2 separate regions of the Homo sapiens genome follow, and region 1 is linked to region 2. Evidence: chromatin contacts called from ENCODE Hi-C or POLR2A ChIA-PET data. All regions are on one chromosome and are shown on one strand. Each heading gives the region's core, a stretch centred on a gene start or an enhancer-like site at or near the end of the contact. The rest is flanking DNA. Distances are from core to core; before and after follow the strand shown. Region 1 overlaps THADA (THADA armadillo repeat containing). Region 2 overlaps LOC112268413 (a long non-coding RNA gene).

Region 1 (2,913 bases), core at 244-2,743, 290 kb before region 2:
ATTAAACAGCGTGAGTTTATAGACAGCTTCATCAGCAGACTGCCGCTACTCAGCTGGAATTGGTGGCTCAAAGTAGAACAGTAGATTGGGTTTGGGGAGAGGTGGCTAGGGAACATTGTTGAGCCTGGTGGCAGATCAGATTGACAAGAGCACTGGGGACTAGGAAGATCATCACAGGCCTGGGGAATCCTGGATAATGTAGAATAATAGCCTGGGAGAGAGGGCAAGGTCAAGGATGTGGTCAGGAGTAGGGGGCGTGGGTAATTTCAGTGGAAAAGGTAGAAGGTTAAACAGTCGTGTTAGGAATATTAAAGAGGCCATATGATGTGGGAGCCATAGTGTGTAGACTATGTGGCTTAAATCCCAAATCCTAAACTGTGTCTCTCTGTTATACCCCATTATAAAATGGGGCTCATAAAACCTACTTTAAAAGGTCATTATAATTAATATATATGAAGTACATATGATAGTGCCTTGCACATAAGTACCCACTAAACGTTCGCAATGATACTGATGTTCATTTCAAAGTGATGATAAAACTTAGAATTTGAGATCTTGAGTTGAAACAGTTCTAAATAATGACAAGTTCTCAGATGTCATCATGGTTAATTGGGAGTAGAGTAAAATCAGAGATGGGGAGTATTTGAATTGAAGAGGTTGAAAAATGGTGAAAGCAAATACTGGGAGGGACATCTTTATGGATGTGGAAGTCCCAGATGGGGTGGCCATGGCGCAGTCATTGAAGAAGGCCAGGTCTGTAGCCAGCAAGAATGGGGAGATGGTTAGTATGGACTTCAAAAGAGAGATTGTGGGGAATGGCAGGGGGATTATCTAGGAGTGGCAGAAGGAGTTTGCTATTCCGTCCAAGTCAGAGACTCAGGGACAGAAGGAACAGCCCCGAATGGAAAATCAGGAGAATGGTAGCTTCTGCCGGGAGGAGGAAGAAACACGGAAAAGATGACACATATGGAGAATTTGCTCACAATATGACAGATTTTAATTGAGGGGAACTATTTTTTCATAAGAGCTTTTGAGAAAAACTATTCCCTGAACATGGGGACACATCTGAAAAAGGCATGAGGATAGGGGAGGAGGTAGGAGGTTTTGGAGTAGATTTCTGAGAAAGCCAACAGAGGGAGGCCCTGTTTCCTCACCATGATTGTAAGGTGCATGACATGAGACAAGCTGGCTCAGGCCTGTGGGCTGGTGCTAGGCATGCCCCAGCTGGACACAGCTCCCTGTGGCCCTGCCACATCTCCCACTCGGGAGTACACAGTCCCACAGTACCTTAGATTGCTGTATTTCCCAGACCGGTGTTTCGCACGCTGACAGAGACAGGAAGCAGACCAGGTGAGCTGGGATTGGGGGCTTCTGCTTTTAGAGAGCAGAGAGCAACAAATGGGTTTAAAGGAGAGGAAACAGGACACCAGCAGGCTTCAGGGCTGCCTTCTCTTCCAAGAGTGCTGCTCTGTAATGTAATTGTATTTGGACATTTTTTCCACATGATGTCAGGGTATAGCCTCCCTTAAAAGCCTTCATGAAAAAGCACAACTATAAAACAGACTCAGGCAGTGAAATGGAAACCAGACGAGTGGTTCTGTGTAATTTAGGTAAAGAGATTTCTCTTTGCAGCTTTGTGATCTGATCTGATCTCTGCTCTCTGCATAAAACTGTGTTTCACAGGATCCACTTACATTTGAGTCTTACCATGCAGGTGATTTCAGATGTGAAATGTCTTGCTTTATTACCAGAAAGCAAGGGTTCCCTTCTTGGTGGCTGTGCAGACCACCCCTCTCAGGCTGCAACCTTTCCAGTCTTCTTGTCCTTGTGTGAGCCCAGACCCCAGCAAACAGGGAAGGAGGCCTGACCCCTTTTCACTCTTGTTTTAACCCCTCTGTTCACCTTCGTCTGTCCACCCCTCACCTCCCTTCTTAGGGTTAGTCTTTGGAGAATGCATCCTGGGGAGAAATACTCATTGAAGAGGCCCAATCCCTTTAAAGCAAATGGGCCCACTTTCCTGCCCATTCCCTTTGCTTTAACGCCTCAGGGACACAGAATTGAATTACCCATTGTCCTCTGTTCTTGACACACTATCCTGCTCCATCCCCATGAGGGTCCTTTTATTTTATTTTATTTTACTGTATTTTATTTTATTTTATTTTATTTTTATAGAGAAACGATCTCACTATGTTGCCCAGGCTGGTCTCAAACTCCTGGGTTTAAGGATCCTTCGATCTTGGCCTCCCAAAGTTTTGGGATTACGGGTGTGAGCCACCATGCCCAGCCCCTTTCTTTTTTCATGTTTATATATTATTGAGATGAAATAAACATAAAATTAATCATTTTAAAGTATACAGTTCCAGTAGCGTTTAGTACTTTTACAGTCGTGTGCAGTCATTACCACTATCTAGTTCCAGAACGGTTTCATCACTTCCCTAAAAACCCTGTACCCATTAAGTAGTCCCCACTATCCCCTGGCCTCTGGCAACTGCCAGTCTGCTTTCTGTCTCCGTGACTTTTCCTATTAAGTTTTTTCATATAAATGGATTTATATATGACCTTTTGTGCTTGGCTATTTTCATTAGACATAATGTTTACAAGGTTCATCCATGCTGTAGCGTGAATCAGCACTTTTAGTTCTTTTTATGGCTGAGTAATGGTCCATTGTATGGATCTACCACATTTTATTTATCCATTCATCCATTAATGGATGGACATTTGTGTTGTTTCCACCTCTTGGCTACTGTGAATAGTGCTGCATGAACATTCATGTATAAGCTTTTATTTGGGTACTGCTTTCAGTTCTCTTGGGTATGTACCTAGGAGTGGAATTGTGGGTCACATGGTAATTCTTTGACTTATTGAGGAACTGGAGGTCCTTTCTTGATGGACATCCTCCCCAGGTCTGCTCTG
Region 2 (3,134 bases), core at 174-2,673:
ACTGTTGCAAGGGATGCCTGAAGCCAAAACAGAGGAAAACGAGAGCCAAGAAGCAGAGGGAGCGATGCAGATGTGCACTGGACATCCACAAACCGCAACAGGAATGGGGAGAGGAGAGAAGTGATTGGAAAGCCAGTTTTTGGCATTCGGCTGGCTGCCATTCTCTTCACCTTTGTGGTCCCTCCAGTTTGCCCTCCTCAGCCCTAAGGGGTCCTCCCCTACTCGGAGAGGCCCTCACCATGCTCACTCAGACCCTCTCCTCCTAGGAGCCAGGAGGTGGGACATGGGGAGGGGGACAGTGAGTCCTGAATGGATTTCTGCCCTGGAGGTGAGGGCACCCCTGGTGCCAGGGAGAGGCCCTACCACAGCACAAACTGGGCTGCCCTTCCTGACCCAGGGATGAACCAGCCTGGGCACTCAGGCCACGGCTGTCTCCCTGTGCCAGGCTCAGCGCCCTGGGGATGAGGGCGCAAAGAAAGAGACGGGGCCGACAACACAGGCCCAACAGCAGGCCCTGTGTCTGGGAGCGGCAGTTTCTCCCCAAGTAATTTTCCACAGTTTGGCTTTTCCTCCACACACAGGCTTGCTCACAGAGTTCAGATGGTGGCTGGTCCTCCAGAGGGTTACTCTGGGCCACTCACCTGCTCGGTGACCCCACCTGCATTGATTTCTGCCCTCATCACTCAGCTGTCTCCAGCTTGCTTCTCAAAGCCCTGTGCCCATCTCAGGGATATGGCTTCTCCAGCCCCCAGAGCTCACTTCACCCCATCAGGGCCTGGATCTTGGGTAGTTATGGGAACCCCTAAATGCACCATCCTCTCTGGGCCAGGGCCAACATTTCTGTTTTCTCAGAAGGATCAAAGCCCCTTTCCTAGCCCTGCCAGGAGGAAGCAGTTTTGACTCGTGCAAATATCTGAAGCCCATTTGGGATTTTACTTTGGTGAGAAATAAATACACAGCCATCTGCAAATGATGGAAATATGACTTAAGTAACTTTTTGGTCGAGGCTCCTGGGCCAGAGGCCAGATGGAAATAAGACCTTGTATCTCAGTCCTCCTTGCACACTTTCAGAAAAAAGAAAAGGCTGGGGGAAAAAGTTGGTGGAAACTGAAGTTCAAAATGGAGTGTGCTAAATTTCTTGGCCTGGGAAAGGAAAAATAAACATCAAACAGCTACCCCATTCAAGTGTGCGTTATCTTGCTCATCCTCGCCAAGAACTCACCCTCCTCCCTTCTTTGACCGGGAATTGCTGTGCCCACGAACAGCCCCCACGCCCACCCCTAACCCAGGGCAGGCAAACAATGGGCCAGAAAACCCTGCTCAGCCAAGGCCTCTCCCCCTGCAGCCCCCAGAGGCCATAAGATTGGGAAACACAGGCTATTTTTATGTGTTATTTGTCTACCAACTGTGGCTCCAGGAGCCTGAGCAACAGTATCATCTGTGGGAGGTACCATTGATTTTTTTGTTTTAACTCGCTCAGACAAAGCCACATTTTCGCAACTTTCAGAAAAGCCAAAAAAGCAACACTCTGCAAGGCTGACCTCTTCCCTGGCTTGCCTTTCTGCCCTCCAGGGAGCTCTTTCTGGGTGTGTCTGGGCCCCTGTTGCTCTGTGCTGGCCCACACCAAGCACACAGCCCCAGATCCAGAGGGCCCAAAGGATAGCCAGTGAAACAAGGAAGGGTGAGGGGGGCAGAGAGAGGATCTGAGGAGAAGGGGTAGTGTCTCCAACTGGTGAGGGAGGCACAAACCCTGCCCTGGGGGTGCCAGTGTGATGGAGCAGTGGGGCTAACAGAAGAGTGTGAGAAGTCGCACACAGAGAAAATGGCTGCTTGATAGCCATCCATCTCCCAAGTCCACGGGTTGGGATGCTCTGTGCAGCGGGTACACCCAGAGGCAGATACAGGGCTGAGAGGGTGCAGGCCAGGTGCGACTGCCTAGGCTGGGGCTGAAAGAATCCAGCTGGCAGAGGTGGCTCACACCTGTAATCCCAGCACTATGGGACGCCGAGGCACGAGTCCAGGAGTTTGAGACCAGCCTGGGCAACATAGTGAGACCCCTGCCTCTACAAAAAATTTTAAAAATTAGCTGGGTGTAGTGCTATGCACCTGTGGTCCCAGCTACTTGGGAGGCTGAGGTGAGAGGATCGCTTGAGCCCAGGAGGTCGAGGCTTCAGTGAGCCTGTTTGTGCCACTGCATTCCAGCCTGGGTGACAGAGCAAGACCCTGGGGGCGGGGGTGTGGGGGAAAGAGAGAGGAGACGGGGAGAGAGAGAGAGAAATGCAGATAAAAGAAACATAAAGTGAGAAGGGAGAAAGGAAAAGATGTAGAGAGTGGGCAGAGATGAAAAGACATAAAGGAAGAAGAAGAGGGAGGAAGCTCTTCTCTGTTGACCCCATTCCCAGCCATGATTCCCAGCCATGACCATCAGGACAGATGGAAGAGTGACTGCTCAAGAGGACCAGAATGAGGGACACCCCCCGGAGTGAGCCATTTCCTTTCTCCATCAACACCATGCCCATGTCCTTGGGGGTGAGAAGGTAGAGGTCCTCCAGCAGCAGCCTGGCCGGAGCCACGCAGACTTCCCTATACTCTTCACTTCTCAGTTTTCTGATCTGTAAAACGGAGATAATGGTAGTAATACCTTCCTCACTTGGGTATTGCAAGGATTGACTGACATTGTGTGTGTGTGTGTATGTAAAATACTTGGATGCCTGGCACACCATGAGGGCGGTACAGATGGCAGCTTTAATGCATGTGGTGTGGAGTCAGGCATTCCGCGGGGAGAGGCAGGGTTGTGAACGCTGGAAAGGAGAGCAGAGGGGGCAGGCAGAGGAGTCTGAGAGAAGGAATCCATATGTCCCTAAGCTGGATGGCACCAGTGGCACCCCCAGTGCTGACCGTATCCAGGACCCCTGAAGGACCTGAGGCCATCCCTCCTGCTAGATTTCCCTGGCTCCAGGGCTCCCCACTCTGAGAGCCAAGGTCAGTCTCCTGCCAAGCCCTAAGCCTTCCCATTCATGCCATGCTTTTCCTTTGATGGGATGGTCAAGCTGAGCCAAGAGAAGAACAGTGGCTGCCAGATGAGCCAGCAGCTGGGGCTTAGGGCCCACCCAGAGCCCTTAACACATGTCTAG

Evidence for each region. Hi-C counts contacts between places; a loop is a spot of excess contacts on that map. ChIA-PET counts read pairs that join two places held with the same protein, here RNA polymerase II (POLR2A). Pooled maps may share reads with other maps.
Region 1: a loop to region 2 is called in a pooled map, with 2.5 times the contacts of the local background. The contact joins two enhancer-like sites. A Hi-C loop is called at or near these places in 1 of 50 pooled maps. POLR2A ChIA-PET finds 5 or more read pairs at or near these places in 5 of 52 experiments (Caco-2, GM12878, activated CD4-positive, alpha-beta T cell and 2 more).

The regions. Positions count from the first base shown.
Region 1 is chr2:43,249,956-43,252,868 of GRCh38, reverse strand. All of the region lies in intron 36 of THADA (THADA armadillo repeat containing), which reads left to right. Among named protein-coding and RNA genes, the nearest start is that of LINC01126, 24 kb to the right of the region's middle. Within about 2 kb of position 1,493, at least 8 of the 41 ENCODE cell types and tissues checked have a DNase peak (open chromatin) inside an H3K27ac peak, as active enhancers do.
Region 2 is chr2:42,957,845-42,960,978 of GRCh38, reverse strand. All of the region lies in intron 2 of LOC112268413 (a long non-coding RNA gene), which reads right to left. Among named protein-coding and RNA genes, the nearest start is that of LINC01819, 80 kb to the left of the region's middle. Within about 2 kb of position 1,423, at least 15 of the 41 ENCODE cell types and tissues checked have a DNase peak (open chromatin) inside an H3K27ac peak, as active enhancers do.